2 separate regions of the Homo sapiens genome follow, and region 2 is linked to region 1. A link is a loop called in an ENCODE intact Hi-C map of the cell type or tissue named here. Cell type or tissue: OCI-LY7. All regions are shown on one strand. Links, peaks and the distances in the headings refer to the core of each region. The heading gives the core; the rest is flanking DNA.

The links. Peaks named below come from ENCODE experiments on the same cell type or tissue, not always from the same donor. Only the 100,000 strongest peaks of a DNase experiment are listed, where the experiment ranks them.
Region 2: a loop joins it to region 1, with 4 times the contacts of the local background. A loop is called at or near these places in 6 of 110 quality-filtered maps.

What each region holds. Positions count from the first base shown.
Region 1 is chr5:65,994,472-66,004,428 of GRCh38, reverse strand. It overlaps ERBIN (erbb2 interacting protein), which reads right to left. Exons shown (of 26, transcript NM_001253697.2): 4 at 9,565-9,682. Among named protein-coding and RNA genes, the nearest start is that of ERBIN, 73 kb to the right of the region's middle. In OCI-LY7, for the core only: no CTCF peak of the experiment used is centred there; no DNase peak of the experiment used is centred there.
Region 2 is chr5:65,934,311-65,944,267 of GRCh38, reverse strand. All of the region lies in intron 1 of ERBIN (erbb2 interacting protein), which reads right to left. Among named protein-coding and RNA genes, the nearest start is that of ERBIN, 13 kb to the right of the region's middle. In OCI-LY7, for the core only: CTCF peaks have their summits at 8,585 and 8,804; a DNase peak (open chromatin) is centred at 5,767; H3K4me3 peaks cover 3,519 bases; H3K27ac peaks cover 3,827 bases.

The DNA of each region.
Region 1 (9,957 bases), core at 1,241-9,240:
TCTGTCTCAACTCACACATACACACACGCACGCGCGCGCACACACACACGCACACACAGACTGAATTTTATCACAATTTACTTCTTAATTCTCTGTCAACTATCTGTTCTTTTCTAATTATCACGACTTCAATAAATAATGCTTCTTCTTTGACGTATACTTCTTTAGTAACAAAATTCTGCTGGCCAGGCATGGTGGCTCACGCCTGTATTCCCACTACTTTGGGAGGCCAAGGTATTCGGAGTACTGTTTGAGGACAAGGAGTTCAAGACCAGCCTGGGCAACATGGCAAAACCCCATCTCTTAAAAAAAAAAAAAAAAAAAATAGCCGAGCATGGTGGTGCACACCTGTAGTCCCAGCTACTCAGGAGGATGAGGGGGAAGCCTCCCTTGAGTCCAAGAGTTCGGGATGCAGTGAGCTATGATCATGCCACTGTACTCCAGCCTGGGAAACAAACAGAGCAAGACACCGCCTCTTATAAAAAAAAAAAAAAAAAAAAAAAAAGACTGCTGCTCCAATGTGAAATGAAGCTCTAGATTAGATATCACAAAACACAAATGTCTTCTTCAAATCACTCTCAGTTACAGAAGAACTCTCTCTCTTTACTTCTGAGAAAGAGAAAACCCCTTCTGACACCTAGGAGCTGGCCTGGTACTATCACTAGTCCTTGGTCTTAATACAAACAAGCCCTGGCATTCAGATGGAGGCCTCAGTGTTCTCCTGCTGAACAAAACTATTTCACAGAACATCAATATCACACCAATCCATTCTGTAACCATGATATATCAAGACAAAAACACATTTATAATCATGTCTGAAAAAAGACAAAACATGATATTGTCCAAGCCAAAAAATACCAAACAGCACCTTTTCCCAGATAATAAGTGACTGATGTATTGTTTACTGATTACAGCTTTAGTTCTACTCTAATCAACTTCTCTATAGATAACATTAAGATACCCAATCATAGAATTACCCCACTTCTTGACAGCATCCCATCCACGGCAAACCGTTATTTTCTGAAACCTTCCCAATCACCAAGCAAAAGCCCAAATCCTGTATTTTTTTTTTACACCTTCTGCGACCCTCATGAATCCCAATAATATGAGTTTTTGCTCACCATGAAGTAATAAACACAAACTGTTTAACTGCAGGTGAGTCCCTGGTGGTCTCTGCCAGGCAGGTGTCAACATCCCACTGTCCCAGTTGTTGAATTTAAGTCAACAGGAGTCCCTTACTGTTCCTGCACTCCAAAGGCAATGATTACCATACTACAGAATAAAACATTCGAGTTCTGGTCAAAACTAACCGGAAATTGCAAACTCAAATGATGATAGCTTCCAGAGGATAACACATGTATGATTTGGACCAGATATAACACAACAAATAATAATGCCTACGCTATGGTAGGGCACAAATGAGTGCACACTCCAGTTAACAGTCTACATTTATCAAAACACTTGGCAGTGGCCAGAAATCACCAGTCTAAACATGGACAGTGTAAAACATGGTTTTCCTTCTTTCATTATCTTAAATAAAGTGATTTATTAAAACAGCTGGGCTCAAAACGTCAACTACAAAGCAAAATGGCAATTTTAGAAATTTAAAACACAAGAGCAACATACCATAACTTCCCCATCAATCTGTAATATCCTCTTAATCAATTTAACTTCTTTTAGTTTAATGTGAAAAGGCTTTTCCACTAGTTTGTCCCCAGTCATCAGATTTTCTCAAGTTAAAAGAACTGCTTTCTGCTTTGACCACAAACTTTCAATTCACTCTTCCTGGGCTTTTTGACTCAACTAAAAAGAAATACCTTGGTTAACCTCGCTAGTATTGCCATATTAGACAGAAGGATCTGAGCTACTCTTTCTGGTTTCTCTGCCTTGTAATCCCTGGCATTTTATTCATTATGTTCATATAAGAGAATTAATAGCTACACGGTTTTTCTTTTATCTCCCCTCCCCACCAGCTTTCCCCATCAACCACTTTGACAGAATGTTTTAATCACATCTTCTCAGTCTTCCCTACAAGAAAAGCCATTTGATTGCAACAGCAGATCATTTCTCTAATACTGGTTGCTATTTGCAATGGCTTGGGATAGCAGCTTAGAGAACTTTTTATAACTTTAAAAAGTGTACATGCACACATTATGTTTATTGCAGCACTATTTATAATAGCAAAAACTTAGAACCAACTCAAATGCCCATCAATGACAGATTGGATAAAGAAAATGTGGCACATAATACACCATGGAATATTATGCAGCCATAAAAAAGAATGGGTTCATGTCCTTTACCGGGACATGGATAAAGCTGGAAACCATCATCCTCAGCAAACTAACACAGGAACAGAAAATCAAACGCCGCATGTTCTTGCTCATAAGTGGGAGTTGAACAATCAGAATACATGGACGCAGGGAGGGGAACATCACACACTGGGGCCTGATGGGGAGTGAGGGGAAAGTGGAGGGATAGCATTAGGACAAACACCTAATGCATGTGAAGCTTAAAACCTAGATGACGGGTTGATAGGTGCAGCAAACCACCATGGCACGTGTATACCTATGTAATAAACCTGCACGTTCAGCACATGTATCCCAGAACTTAAAGTAAAATAAAATAAAATAAAATAAAAAGCATACATACAGTAAACCAAAACTCGAGAAAAGAAAGAGAAGAGCAAATTAAGACCCAGAACAAATTAACATTCCAGTTTTATCATAGACTGTAAAAGAAAAAACTGAATTTCTTGATAAATACAAATATTAAATCCCTTAGAATTATATACTTCCTAGACTGATCCATTTCATGTGTTTAACAATCTTACAGATGAACTAACAAATTTAGATTAAGTCCCCAGTTTAATAACCAGACCAATAAACAGAGAAGCAAAGAATAGAGGCCATTTCTTTTTATTCCTAAACCATGCTAACTTACCAAATGAAAAACACTGATAAGAACTACATAAAAAATCAGAAACTATCACAGCCTAAAAGCCAAAATCCTAAAAGCAAGTGCTTTTAAAGAAATACAGCTTGATGATATGATGAATAACAAAGTATGCCACAAATTTCCTGCCTCCTTCCAAACAGTGCACAACAGCTAATGAATCTGAAAACTGTACCTAGCATATTATGATAAACTTAAATATTAGACTGAAATGATATAAAAACCTAAAAGGAGAAAACACTAGAGCTTAAATATAAGCGAAACAGTAATAGCTTATATTATTAAATTTTAATAATTTCATGAAATTACATTTTAATAATTTCAAAATATTACATTTGCTTAAATGTACTAACCTTTCTTTTAAGCAGTCTATTATCAAATCAAAAATGCAACAAAATTCAAATTTCTAACATCCAGCCACATCGACCTAATATGCAACCTAATATGTGTGCTTTATTAATTTTTTTTCAACACAATAGACCTATACAAACATACATATTAGGGTTGAATACTACAGGTTGATTAAAATTATCTCAGCTCTCTTAAGGTAAAATGGGTTAAATACACCACTTATGAAGAATATAAGATGAGGAATTAAAATAACTAGAATTTTTACTTGGCAAGGTAACTTCTGACACTATCATAGTCTCTTGTCTCCTTTCAGCTAGCCTTGTTATGAACAATGAAGTGAAGTTTCACTTAGACATCAATTCAAGACTAAAAGGAGAGAAAATACAAGTAACAAGTAAAATGCAAAAAAACCAATTCTGCAAGTTAAAGAATAGATGTGGTCCCTTCTATGTGAGGAATCATATAACAAGAACAGACCAATTTAATTTTTAGTCAAATAAACTAAGACTTATTGGCAGCAATAAGTAACGTCATTCCTCCTTGAGGAAGAACAGTTAAGTACTTTTCCTAAATCTTTTGATCACATAAAGATTATCTCCAACGCCTCAAAAACATTCACAGGTTGAAATAATTGTTTAAAAGTTTTCAATATAGTAGAAGCAACAACAAAATGCTAAACTAGAAAGGTAAAAGAGCTACTCTGCAGTCTAATAGGTTGCCTAACTCTACAACATGTAATTCTTTAAATAGTTATACAAAAGCCTAGGATATTAATTTAATGATGCTGTAGGGTTAGAACATAGCCATAATTCCACCATTCTCATTTTAGAGTAATAAACATGAGGTTAATCCATTTTCATGAAGCATATATGCAAGTTATTTTCATTACTGAGCCAAGCAATACTTCTATACCATAAAGACTGATAGCAAAGTTTACCCAATACATACAATTTCAGATGTATACGATTTTTAATCAATACCCAAATTATCTTGAGTCCCTTTCCTTATACCTTAACAACTCCCATTTAAAAAGATCAGAAAGATACTCCTTTAGGATGAAAAGGTAGATGTGATGACTTCTAAAGTGACAATAATTCTAGAATTCTATAATACTCTGGATTAATTTATCTGTCAACATATGTAGAGATACTCCTTTAGGATGAAAAGGTAGATATGATGACAACTAAAGTGACAATAATTCTAGAATTCTATAATACTCTGGATTATGTGTCAACATCCATAGAGATCTGATGGTAATCAAATTCATTTACTTTGGAATGTATCAGGCACCACCAAGCACTAATACTAAGTACTAGGGATGGAAACACAAATTTCACACTGCCCTCAAGGAAAAGTCTGAAACGGCAGACATTTAGCCTGAATAAAATAATGAGAGGAATAGTCACACAAATCAAAAGCCAACTGATCTAAACACTTCAAAAATGGAAATTGTCATGAAAATCATGAGCAAACTGTTCCTGATTTAAAAGGACCAGAGACACAACAACTAAATGCTGTACATGATCTTTAACTTGTAAGGAGGGATATGCAGAAGGGGCCTAAAGAGTTTAAAAGAGCATTATTAGGCAACAGGGGAATTGTGATGTTAAATTTCTCAAGAGTGATAATGATGTTGTGGTTATTCCGATTCCCCTGTTCTTAGGGGATGCATATTTAAACATTTAGGAGTGAAGACATGATGCCTCCAACTTAAATTTAAATAAGCTTAGCAAAAAGACTTTTGTTTTTATTTATTTATTCATTTGAGATGGAGTCTCATTCTTGTCGCTGGAGTGCAATGGCACAATCTCGGCTCACTGCCACCTCTGCCTCCCGAGCTCAAGCAATTCTCCTGCCTCAGACTCCCGAGTAGCTGGGATTATAGGCGTCCACCACCAAGCCTGGCTTATTTTTTGCATTTTTAGTAGAGACGGGGTCCACATTCGCCAGGCTGGTCACAAACTCCTGACCTCAGGTAATCTGCTCACCTTGGCCTCCCACAATGCTGGGATTACAGGGGTGAGCCACCACGCACAGCCAAAAAGACATTTTATATAAGCAATGATATGCATATATCTTTTTCCTGAACATATTTAAATTCACATACATGAAAAAGAAAAGTAAGACAAATGTAACAAAATGCTAACAACTGGTGGAGCCATGTGTGTTCTTTTACCTTTTACACATGTTTCTTATTTGGGCATAATTTTTTTTTTTTTTTTTTTTTTTTTGAGACAGGGTCTTGCTCTATTTTCCAGGCTGGAGTGCCATGGCATGATCACGGCTTACCGCAGCCTTGACTTCCCAGGCTCAAGCAATCCTCCCACAACAGCCTGAAGTAGTCGGAACCACAGGCACATGCCACCATGTGCAGCTAAGTTTATGATTTTTTGTAGAAACAAGGTTTTGCTATGTCGCCCAGGCTGATCTCAAACTCCTGAGCTCAAGGGATCCTTCCACCTCGACCTCCCAAAGTGCTGGGATTACAGGTGTGAGCCACTGGGCCTGGCCAAAAATTTTTAAGATAGCTAGATAAAAAGCAGGACATCACTATGCATGAATCCAATCTAAATAAAAATTAAATAATAAATTTATTCAAAATATAAATAGCTCTAAAGTTAAACAGCTCAATAACAAAAGGTAAAATAAAATACAGTACTATCTTTAAAGCTAAAATTTATTAGTTATTGTGAACTGAACGTCAGTACGGCACTAACCACTAAAACCTTCACCTTAACCTAGGATGAACATAAGCAAATAATAAATCCTTAAAACAGAAGTCCTGATTTGATCATAATCCTATAAAACATACATTTCAATGACCTGCAACTAAAATAAACAGAATTTAATAAGTGGAGATATATAAATATATATATATATCTATATATATATATTTTTTTTTGAGAGTCTTGCTGTGTCGCCCAAGCTAGAGTACAGTGGTGCTATCTTGGCTCACTGTAACCTCCATCTCCTGGGGTTCAAGTGATTCTCATGCCTCAGCCTCCTGACTAGCTGGGACTACAGGCACGTGCCACCACGCCTGGCTAATTTTTGTATTTTTAGTACAGACAGGGTTCACCACGTTGGCCAGGCTGGTCTTGAACTCCTGACCTCAAGTGATCTACCCACCTCAGCGTCCCAAAGTGCTGAGATTACAGGCGTGAGCCAACATAACTTTGTGTGTGTGTGTGTGTGTGTAGACAGACACCTGGTTAATTAGCTTTCCAAAGTTAACTGTTAATTGTGAAAACAGGATGAATTCTAATAAGCCCTAAAATGCTTCATAGTAAGTCCTAAAATTTAGGAAAACTGATAGGAGAAGGATTACTTCTGGATACTCATATCATTAGGACAAAGAATGACTTTGAAGCTAAGAGCTGTGGAATATGATTACTACATATTTGCTGGCACTGCTGCACTAACTTGGTGGGACTTGTTTATAAAGTTTTTTCCCCAATTCTTATTAAGAAGTATTACATGACAGTATTTAGCGTTTAGTGAAAGTCCTATATTTGGTCAGACCATTTAAAATTTATCCTCATGTGATTCTTTCTTTTTTGTAATTATAAAAGAAATACACACTCATTCTAAAAATTTCAAGGGCTGATTTCTCTCTCCTTCTGAGGTAAGGACTTAACATTTTAGAACGTATCTTCCATACTTAATGAATATCAAACTAAACATACTAAACAAGACTACCTGGCCTTAATAATTTCAACATATATATAAAAGTGATATATCACATCAACAAAACAAAGGAAAAAAATCTCTCAATGGATGCAGAAAAAGCATTTGACAAAATTCAACGTCCTTTCATAATAAACTCTCAACACATCAGGTATAGACGGAAAGCACCTCAACACAATAAAGGCCATATGTGACAAACCCACAGCTCACATCATACTTAACAATGAAAAGTTGAAAGCTTTTCCTTTAAGATCTGGGATAAGGCAAGGATGCCTATTCCTGCCACTTCTTTTCAACGTTGTACTTAAGTCCTACCCAGAGAAAGAAATAAAAGGATTCCAAATTAGAATAGGAGAAATTGAAGTGTCCCTATTTGCAGACAACATAACCTTATATATAGAAAACCCTAAAGACTCCAACCAAAATACTGTTAGAATAAATTCAGTAAAATTGCAGGATACAAAAATCAACATACAAAAATCAGTAGCATTTTTACATATTAACAACAAACTATATGAAAAGGTTATTAAGAAAACAATCCCATTTATAATAGCTACCAAAAAAATAAAATACTTAGAAATAAATTTAACTAAAGAGGTAAAAGACATATACACTGAAAACTATAGAACATTTGATGAAAAAAATTGAAGCAGCACAATAAATGGAAAGAAATCCTGTGTTCACGGACTTCAAAATCAATATTGTTAAAACGTCCATACTACCCAAAGTGGTCTACAGATTCAACCCAATCCCTACCAAAATTCCAGTGACATTTTTCATAGAAAAAGAAAAATCCTATGATTCATATGGAGCCACAAAAGACTGAATACCCAAAGCAACGGTGAACAAAAAGAACTAAACGGCAGGCATCACACCCGACTTCACAATATGCTACAAAGCAATCGTAATCAAAGCAGCATGGTAATGACATGAATACAGACAGACCAATGGAACAGAATAGACAGCCCAAAAATAAATCCACGTATTTTGTCAATTATTTTTTGACAAAGGTGCCAAGAACACACAATGGGTAAAGGACAGTCTCTTCAATAAATGGTGTTGGGACAACTGGACATCCACATGCAGAAGAATGAAATTAAACCCTTATCTTACACCATTTAAAAAATCAACTCAAAATGGATTAAAGACTTAACTATAACACCCAAAACTGTTAAAAAAAAAAAAAAAAAAAAACTACTAGGAAAAAAAAAATAGGAGAAAAGCTCCATGACATTCTGGAGCCTGGCAATGGCTATAACAATGATTTTTCTTAATATGACCCCAAAAGCACAGGCAAAAAAAGCAAAAACAGACAAACGGGATCACACCACACAAAACAGCAGCTGTACAGCCAAAGAAACAACAGAGTGAAGAAACAGATTATGGAGTGGGAGAAAATGTTTGCAAGCTATACATCTGAGAAGGGGTTAGCATTCAAAATATGTAAGAAACTAAAAAACCTCAATAACAAGAAAACAAGTAATCTGACATAAAAATCAGCAAATGACCTGAATAGATAGTTCTCAACAAAACACACACAAATCACCAACAGGTATATGAAAAATGTTCAACATCATTAATCACCAGAGAAATGCAAATTAAATCTACAGTGAGATACAACCTCACACCTGCTAGAATGAGTAAAAAGACTAAAGATAAGTGCTGATGAGGGTGTCGAGAAAAGGGAATGCTTGCACACTGTTGGTGGGGATGTAAATTAGTATAGCTGCTATGGAAAACAGTATGGAGAGTCCTCAAAAAATCAGAACTACCACAAGATCCAGCAATCCCACTACTGGATATGTATCAAAGTGAATGAAATCAGTATGCTGAAGAAATATTTACACTCCCATGTTCATTACAGCACTATTCACAATAGCCAAGATAAGGAACCAACCTAAGTGTCCATCAACGGATGAATGAATGAAGAAAATATGATATACACAATGGAATACTATTCAGCCTTTAAAAAGAAGAAAACCCTGTTAATTTGCAATAACATGGATAAACCTGGAGGATATTATGTTAAGTAAAACAAGCCAGGAACAGAAAAAAAAAAAAAAAATACCACATAAGCTCACTTACATATGGAATCTTGCTGAGGCAGAGGCAGAGTAGCATGGTGGTTACCAGGGGCTGGGGATGGGGAAGCAGGGATGGAGGATTGGAATATGTTGTTCAAAGGGTATAAGATTTCAGTTTGACAGGAGAAATAAGCACAAGAGATCTATCCTGCAACATGATGACCGCAATTAAAAATGTAAAAACAACAACAAAAAAATCCCTTACATTTATTCTCCATGTGCTTTAAGCTATCACAGATTTTACATACACATATTAAACAAATTCTAAGCCAAGGCTATAACATTTAATTTTACTGTATTTGATACAAAACAGGTGGCAAAACTTGTAAAGTCGGGCAACTATCTTTACATAAAACATTCTTAGATGAAGTTCATATTAATACATTAGATTTAACTTATTTTTATATTTTTATTTTTGAAAACTCAATAGAAATCTTAGTAATGAAACATGTTCCCAAGTACAAAAAATTATGGGCAAAAAAAGCCTTACCATTCTTGCTGACATCCAGTTCCCTGAGATTAATAAGGTTTGCAATGGATGCTGGTAACGTTGTTAAATCATTGTCTGGCAAACTCAGTTTGTGTAAAGACTGACAGTTAAAAAGTTGCTATTGAAAAAAGGGAGGAAAGAATGTCAATTATATACATCTTTAAATATTTCATGAACTAACTTTTATTATCAGCCATATTAAAACTGAATGAGTTATAACCTACACTAATACCAGGAAAGATGCCTCATTGTTCTGGTTATGCTATTATGGATATGAATACAACTGAACCATTCAGATTAATTTATATCTTCATACTTCTACCTTAAGTAAAATGCACTTAGTGAGAATAAGTATATGGCTATATCCTCTGTTGAGTTAGTAAAAAAAATAAG
Region 2 (9,957 bases), core at 1,426-9,425, 60 kb after region 1:
ACAGTGGTAGAGCCACTGTGGAAAACAATATGGTGGTTCCTTAAAAAAAAAAAAAAAAAAAAATACTAAACACAGAATTACCATATGAGCCAGCAATTCCGCTTCGGTGTATATATCCAAAAGAAATGAAAGCTGGGTCTCAAGGAGATATTTATCGACCCATGTTCATACAGCATTATCCACAATGGCTAAAATATGGCATCAACCCCAGTGTCTACCCACAGATGAATGGATAAGCAAAATGTGGTATATACATACAATGGAGTATTATTTGGTCTTAGGAAGGAAATTCTGACATATGCTGAAACACAGATGAACCTTGAGGACAATATGCTAAGTGACTCACGAGGTACTTGGTCAAAATAATAGACACAGAAAGTTAAATGGTAGCTGCCAGCGGCTAGGAGGCTTTGGGAGTTATTGTTTAATGGGTATAGAGTTAAAGTTTTGCAAAATGAAAAGAGTTCTGGAGATGAACAGTGGTGAAGGGTATACAATAATATGAATGTACTTAATACCAGTGTAGAATACATTTAAAAATGGTTAAGATATTTTATTTGTATTTTATCACAACAAAAAAGTTCAGAAGAAAAATATATAAATCCAAAGAAGGGAAATTTTAAACATTGGGTGGAAGTTTCAGTGGAAATAATGGTACTTGAGTTGGACTTGGATGAACAGGATGTACACAAAGAGGCCAACTAAGAGCTGTAGAGCAATGACTTAAAAAAAGTAATGATGGGAGAGCTTCTACTTTCATTTAAATCATTTCTCAGAATGAAAACACGCCAACATTCAAATTTCAGTTTTCCAGAAATTGTGAACATGGATTACCAAATGTTGATAATCATTTTTAAAGAAGAGATAACTTTAAAAATCTGCTTCCAAAGATTCAATACAGGTAATTTCAACATCAGTAATACATTATTCCCACATATGCTGTCAGTAAAAAAGTAATCTGATCTTAGGTAATGCAAGTGCCTGATTAGAGAGTATTCCCAATTCCTCCTTCTCATCCCTTCTAACATTCCTGTAATTCATTTCGCTCATCCATAAGCTATAACTACTGAACAGATTGTTGCCATTATCAGCAACAATCAGGGACATGTATACATTTGTCAAAACCCACAGAATGTACAACACAAAGAGTGAAGCCTAATATAAACAATAGACTTTAGCTAATAATAATGTATCACTATTGGCTTATCAATTCTAACAAATATACTGCATGAATGCAAGATGTTAATAATAGGGGAAATGGAGAAGGAGGGTTTGGGAATTTTTTACACTTCTTAATCAATTTTTCTGTAAACCTGAAACTACTCAAAAAACTTAAAGTCTATTTTTTTTTTTTTTTTTGGAGACGGAGTCTCGCTCTGTCACCCAGGCTGGAGTGCACTGGCGTGACCTCAGCTCGCCACAGCCTCCGCCTCCTGAGTTCAAGCCTCCCGAGTAGGCGGAATTACAGGCATGCGCAACCACACCCGGCTAATTTTTGTATTTTTAGTAGACACAGAGTTTCACCATGTTGGCCAAGCTGGTCTCGAACTCCTGACCTCAAGTGATCCGCCTGCCTCAGCCTCCCAAAGTGCTGGGATTACAGGCATGAGCCACTGCACCCAGCCTTAAGTCTATTTTTTAAAACTTGAGATCATGAAGAATTACACACTACTTTAAGGATAAATCTTTCTCTGAAACTTCTTGGCTCAAATATTGATGTAAACTTTTTTTGTAAATTAAGCTGTATCCAGTTATTTCTAAACTAAAAAAATAATCATCTATAACAAACTGGCGTCCGCCAAAGAGAAGATGGAAAACCAGGTCTATCAACTCAGAATTTCCTCACTTAGATGAGCCCAAAACTCTTTTTTTCTCTAACACCTATTAAAAATCTTTGGGAAATAGTATTATTCTAAAGAAACTGTATTCTTCAGAACATACCTAGGAAAATGCTGGTATAATAAGCAAAAAAAACCAACAGAGTCAGGAAACTTGGATTTCTTTTTCTAATCTGAGTTATGTCATTAATAAGCTAAATTACCTCCACATTTCACTTCTCCAACTGGTCTAACAGCTTCCTGTTGTACTAATTAAAAAGAAAAAAGAGGTGGTACTCCAGACTAGTCATTTACAGTGATAGTGAGTGAGTATGAGGAAAACATCAGTATTCTGGGGAACACACCTATCATTCACACAAAATTATCTGTTAAATATATTACAAGAAAGAGGGCCAGACGCAGTGGCTCACGCCTGTAATCCCAGCACTTTGGAAGGCCGAGGCGGGCGCATCACGAGGTCAGGAGATCGAGACCATCCTGGCTAACATGGTGAAACCCCATCTCTACTAAAAATACAAAAAATTAGCCAGGCGTGGCGGCGGGTACCTGTAGTCCCAGCTACTCAGGAGGCTGGGGCAGGAGAATGGAGTGAATCTGGGAGGCGGAGCTTGCAGTGAGCAGAGATCGTGCCACTGCACTCCAGCCTGGGCGACAAAACGACACTCCGTCTCAAAAAAAAAATACTACAAGAAAGGGTAAGGTTAAGGTCTATGAAACACATGGGACAAAAATAAACCTTAGGGTATAAGTAGTGACAAAGATCCTTTTCCTTGTCACACATTTACATGTTTATCATACATGTAAATTACATCAAGCCTACTACAATAATTAAATAAAGGCTCAAAATAACTGTCATTTAATGATATACATAATTACAGTCATCCCTCAGTATCTATGGGGGATTAGTTCCAGAACCCTCACATATGCCAAAATCTGAGGATGCTCCAAGTATCCCTCATATAAAATGGTGTTGTATTTGTATATAACCTATGCACATTCTCCCATATACCTTAAATCATCTCTAAATTACTTATAATGCCTAAAACAATGCAAATGCTACATAAATAATTGCTATATTGTTGTTATTTGTATTGTTCTTTTTTTTTTTTTTTTTTTATTGATCATTCTTGGGTGTTTCTCACAGAGGAGGATTTGGCAGGGTCATAGGACAATAGTGGAGGGAGGGTCAGCAGATAAACAAGTGAACAAAGGTCTCTGGTTTTCATATGCAGAGGACCCTGCGGCCTTCCACAGTGTTTGTGTCCCTGGGTACTTGAGATTAGGGAGTGGTGATGACTCTTAATGAGCATGCTGCCTTCAAGCATCTGTTTAACAAAGCACATCTTGCACCACCATTAATCCATTTAACCCTGAGTGGACACAGCACATGTTTCAGAGAGCACAGGGTTGGGGGTAGGGTCACCGATCAACAGGATCACAAGGCAGAAGAATTTTTCTTAGTACAGAACAAAATGAAAAGTCTCCCGTGTCTACCTCTTTCTACACAGACATGGCAACCATCCAATTTCTCAATCCTTTCCCCGCCTTTCCCCCCTTTCTATTCCACAAAACCGCCATTGTCATCATGGCCCGTTCTCAATGAGCTGTTGGGTACACTTCCCAGACGGGGTGGTGGCTGGGCAGAGGGGCTCCTCACTTCCCAGTAGGGGCGGCCGGGCAGAGGCGCCCCTCACCTCCCGGACGGGGCGGCTGGCCGGGCGGGGGGCTGACCCCCCCACCTCCCTCCCGGACCGGGCGGCTGGCCGGGCGGGGGGCTGACCCCCCACCTCCCTCCCGGACGGGGCGGCTGGCCGGGCAGAGGGGCTCCTCACTTCCCAGTAGGGGCGGCCGGGCAGAGGCGCCCCTCACCTCCCGGACGGGGCGGCTGGCCGGGCAGGGGGCTGACCCCCCCCACCTCCCTCCCAGACGGGGCGGCTGGCCGGGGGGGGGGGGACTGACCCCCCCACCTCCCTCCCGGACGGGGCAGCTGGCCGGGCGGGGGGCTGACCCCCCCACCTCCCTCCCGGACGAGGTGGCTGCCGGGCGGAGATGCTCCTCACTTCCCAGACGGGGTGGCTGCCGGGCGGAGGGGCTCCTCACTTCTCATATGGGGCGGTTGCCAGGCGGAGGGTCTCCTCACTTCTCAGACGGGGCGGCTGGGCAGAGACGCTCCTCACCTCCCAGACGGGGTCACGGCCGGGTAGAGGCGCTCCTCACATCCCAGACGGGGCGGCGGGGCAGAGGCGCTCCCCACATCTTAGACGATGGGCGGCCGGGCAGAGACGCTCCTCACTTCCTAGATGGGATGGCGGCCGGGAAGAGGCGCTCCTCACTTCCTAGATGGGATGGCGGCCGGGCAGAGACGCTCCTCACTTTCCAGACTGGGTAGCCAGGCAGAGGGGCTCCTCACGTCCCAGACGATGGGCGGCCAGGCAGAGACGCTCCTCACTTCCCAGACGGGGTGGCGGCCGGGCAGAGGCTGCAATCTTGGCACTTTGGGAGGCCAAGGCAGGCGGCTGGGAGGTGGAGGTTGTAGCGAGCCGAGATCACGCCACTGCACTCCAGCCTGGGCACCATTGAGCACTGAGTGAACCAGACTCCGTCTGCAATCCCGGCACCTCGGGAGGCCGAGGCTGGCGGATCACTCGCAGTTCGGAGCTGGAGACCAGCCCGGCCAACACAGCGAAACCCCGTCTCCACCAAAAAAATAGGAAAACCAGTCAGGCGTGGTGGCGCACGCCTGCAATCGCAGGCACTCGGCAGGCTGAGGCAGGAGAATCAGGCAGGGAGGCTGCAGTGAGCCGAGATGGCAGCAGTACAGTCCAGCTTCGGCTCGGCATCAGTGGGAGACCGTGGAAAGAGAGGGAGAGGGAGACCGTGGGGAGAGGGAGAGGGGGGAGAGGGAAAGGGAGAGGGAGAGGGAGAGCGGAGGCACCTCTCTTGGTGAAGATGCTGGGCTGGATCTGTATTGTTCTTTATTGGTGTTTGTTTTGGAGATGGAGTCTCATCCTGTTGCCCAGGCTGGAATGCAGTGGCGCAACCTCGGCTCACTGCAACCTCTGCCCCCCGGGTTCAAGCAATTCTTCTGCCTCAGCCTCCCAAGTAGCTGGGACTACAGGCACACGCCACCACACTCGGCTAATTTTCGTATTTTTAGTAGAGATGGGATTTCACCATACTGGTCAGGCTGGTCTCCACCTCCTGGCCTCGTGATCCACCCGCCTCAGCCTCCCAAAGTGCTGGGATTACAGGTGTGAGCCACCATGCCTGGCTATTGTATTTTTTTATTGATTTTCTTCTCAAATTATTTTCAATTCATGATTGGTTGAATTCATGACTACAAAATCCATACATATGTAACCCATGGATAAAGCGGGCCAGCTCTATTACTGTACATCACACTAAATACTAAGCAGTTCAAAGAAAATGTTTATAATTAGTATTAATTTCTTAGAGATAAATAAAAATCCAGTTCAGGAACAACAAGGTTGAAGAGGCCATTCTCATATGACTGATGACACCTTCAAGGGGCAGAAGAGTAGTAGCAGGGACCAATTTCTACTTAAAAGAATCAGTCCTGGCCGGGCGCGGTGGCTCACAGCTGTAATCCCGGCACTTTGGGAGGCTGAGGCAGGCAGATCATAAGGTCAGGAGTTCGAGATCAGCCTGGCCAATATGGTGAAACCCCGTCTCTACTAAAAATACAAAAATTAGCCAGGCATGATGGCGTGCACCTGTAGTCCCAGCTACTTGGAAGGCTGAGGCAGAAGAATCGCTTGAACCCAGGAGGTGGAGGTTGCAATGAGCCCAGATTGCGCCACTGCAATCCAGCCTGGGTGACAGAGGAAGACTCCGTCTCAAGAAAAAAAACAAAACAGAATCAGCCCTAGCCTGGGCAACGGAGTGGGACCACATCTCTACAAATAAATATGCAAACTGGGTTGTGCACACCTGTCACTTCAGCCCAGGAGGTCAAGGCTGCAGTGAGCTATGATCACACCACTGACTCCAGCCTGAGTGACAGAGCGAGACCCTGTCTCAAAAAAAAAAAAAAAAAAGACCTATGCCTGCTCACGAATCTATTACTATACACCCAGAAAATACAAACATATCAACTAAAATACTAAAAGCAATTCTTCAAAAGTCATCACTATAGTAGATAATAAACATGAAACTCAATTGCTTCCTTTATTTAAATAGCCAGATAATAATGCAATTGATGAAATAGCCTCATAAAAACAGAAGCCCTTGCCCTCCCTCCAAAATGTTTTTAGAAATAAATATAACAAAAATATATGGTTTCTTAAAAATAACAAATATGCGTATCAACAAGAAACACAGATATGACAAGATGAAAATCATAAATGCCACTAAAGGGCATCAAACATCAAATAAATGGGAAATCTATCTTCCTAGAAAGAGATATGCTATCGTAAAGTTATCAATGATCTTCTAAATTAATCTACAAATGCAGACCCTCTCAATCAACATACCACCAAGAATTATTATTATTATTATTTTGAGATGGGAGTCTAGCTCAGTCCCCCAGGCTGGGTGCAGTGGCACGATCTCGGCTCACTACAAGCTCCGCCTCCCGGGTTCATGCCATTCTCCTGCCTCAGCCTCCCGAGTAGCTGGGACTACAGGCGCCTGCTACCACACCCCGCTAATTTTTTTGTATTTTTAGTAGAGACAGGGTTTCACCGTGTTAGCCAGGATGGTCTCGATCTCCTGACCTCGTGATCCGCCCGCCTCGGCCTCCCAAAGTGCTGGGATTACAGGCATGAGCCACCGCACCCGGCCAAGAATTATTTTTAGAAGCTGATAAAAATGATTCATGTCCACCTGGAAAATTCATTTAAAAGCAGAGTAACAAAGCAACACTTCCAGATATTAAATATACAATGAAGGGGAGAGAGGTCAAAATAGCATAGTATCATAAAAAACACAACAAATAAAAAAAAGAAAATCCTGACATAGTATAAACATATTTGGGGATTTACTATTGATAAAGGCAGACTTTCAGAAGTAAAACGATTATTCAACAAACGGCACTACAACTAGTTAGAAATTTGGGGAGCATAAAGCTAGATTATTTTTTCACTCCTTAAGCCAAAATTTAAAAAGCTAGGTTATTACTTTTATAATCTTGGTGCAAATACTTTCCAATAATAACATTAAAACCAAAAGGCATAAAGAGACTGACAAATTTGATTACATTAAAATTTAAGCATCCATATGGCAAACACCAGAGCCAATGCATAAGGATAAGCAACACATCAATAAAAACCATGTAGAACACAAAAGGCACACTGTATATGTACTATACCTAAAAGAATTGACATTTAATTTTTCAATGTCATAATTAGTAAGTCGTGGATTTAAATCCAGGCAATCTGACTCCAAAACTTATGTTCTTACATACTATACTATATTGCCTCTCTCAGATGTCCACAAGTATTATAAGACAACCAATACCCATTTTGGTCAAAAATGCATACAGGTAATTTTATATACCATTGATGGAAGTACAAATTGATACACACTCTTCAGAGGGAATTTGATTCTAGCTAGCTATCAATTTTAACTACACATACCGGAGTATATCTGGGAGATGGAATTGTGGAGAATTTTCATCTTCTATGTTCTATATTTCTATGTTTGAATTTTTACAGCAAGATTATTTTTATAATTGGGGAAAAAACAGATTAAGGTAATTGTTTTTACCCTCTGCCTATCAAAAGCCCTTCACCTTATCCAGCCTTCCTATCCTACCCTAAAGTGTCTCACTCTGTAGACATTTGTAAGACAGAATCGACAGAAATTTCAATTACTAAGGTCAGGAAAATAAAGATGACTCCTAGGGTCCCTGGCTTGGGAATGGCTTTTAAAAGAGCAGACAGGACCCTCTGTTGATACCAGGTATCCACGACAAATCAAAAAGCATCTACTATATACAGTCCCTGCTATTTTGCAGTCAGCATCAAGACAATAAACTAAATCTTCTGAAGTCCCCAGGGATTAATAGGGCACCCAAAGGATCCATTTGATGCTGCCAAGATCCTTATCTTTTCCTAGAAGACTGAGAGATTTATTCTAGTCTCAAAGGATATGCCTCTTAAATCACTTCCAAAATCTATAAGGAAGAGGAAAGTCAAACCAACTTATTCTAGGTTGTGTGATAACCTTGGCAACAAGATTCATTTTTAGATCACTAGTTTCTTGCACTGGTCCTACTACAAACATACCCTCCTCTCCCCACCCCCCCTCCATCAGACCTCCCTCCATGCTCCCACAAAGAGTCTAGAGTGACCTAAGGTGTGAAATTCCAAGAACACCATTATTAGGTGCTTCAAGACTTCAGGATCATGCAAACAATATAACCTGAATATATGAAAACCACAGCTGGGTGCAGTGGCTCACACCTGTAATCCCAGTACTTTGGGAGGTTCGAGGTGGAAGGATCACTCAAGCCCAGGAGCTGGAGACCAATCCTGGCAACATAGTAAGACCTCTACCTCTATAAAAAATAGAAAAATTAGCTGGGCGTGGTGGCATATGCCTGTAGTCTCAGCTACTCAGGATGCTGAGGTGAAAGGATTGATTGAGGCCATGAGTTCAAAGCTGCAGTGAGCAGTGATCATGCCACTGCACTACAGCCTGGGCGACAGAGCGAGACCCTTCTCCAAAAAAGAATAAAAAAGAAAAACACAACTGCATCAAAATCACTGCACTCATACTGAAATTGAGCAATTATCTCCACAAATAACTTGTCCAATGTAAAGAGTAAAAGTACTGGATTTCTTCCATCCTCCTTTCACAGTCGCCTCAAGAATTACTAAGGAATGAAATATTTCACATAAATGTACTTTATCACGGAATTAAAACTTGCCTTTTTACAGTTTGGAATTTTATCTCTTTAGAAATACTTCAGAAATTAATTGGACTGCAGACACTTCTGGCTCAAAAATGTTTGAACAAATGTTTACCTTAACTTCCTCACACACATAACATATGGAAACAAAACTATTTCTCACTGTTAGAGATAAGTTACAAGTATGGAAAGGGGAAAAAAAACAACTTAGAGTGAACCTGGTGGTGCTGGATTAGAATTGCATTATAGAAATATGCAGATGCTCCTCGATTTACAATGGGTTTACATCTGGATAAACCCATCATTTAAGCCAAAAATATCACAGGTTGAAAATGCACTTAGTACCCCAATAAAACCCCTGGTAAAGTCAAAGAAGTATAAATCAGGGACCATTGTATATATTTATAGATATATAAATAAAAATAGATGTAAATATGTGTAAGTACATAAAAATATTTCCTAGCTTTGTATATGAAGAGGGCCTGAGAGTAACAATACCCTAAAAACAACAATGTACACAAGCCCCAGATCTTGGCTTCTAAGTATCATTTTCCACTAAAAACAACCAGGAAAAGTAGAAGATATGTTAGAACATCTAATTGTGCTAAAAAACAAGGAGTACTCAAAAAAGGAAGAGGTATCAAAAACAAAAAAGAAAATAAGCCAGGGGGTTCTCACTGGCCAATCAAGAACAATTTGAGCACCAAAATAAATAGTAATGCATTATGTCCTTGCGAAGATAAACCTAGGTACATGTAAATAAGTGAATTTAAAATATGACAAACAAAACAAAATATTTACATAGTTTCAAAGCACCTACCGCAAAATATTAGTTAATTACAAACAGGGAATGAATACCTTAAAAAGGGCAAGTCTGGCAGCCACAACTTTAATCACATAAAGTGAATACCATAATAGGACACACTGAAATTGCCTGCCACCTGATAAGACGTAATAAGAAGAATGCAGCATCACTTTTACAATAACCCTGCCAAAGATCTAATCATAAAAATCTAATCAAAGATCTAATCATGAAAAATATCACACAAATGAAAATTGAGGGGTATTCTACAGAATAACTAGGCCTGTCATCTTCAGATCTTCAAAAGTGTCAAGGCCTTGAAAAAAAAGAGAAAGAAATTATTCCAGATTGAAGGAGAATAAAGAGATGACAACAAAATGTAACACATGATTCCAAACTGGAATAGTTTGCTGTAAAACACATTATTGGGATAATTGAGGTTC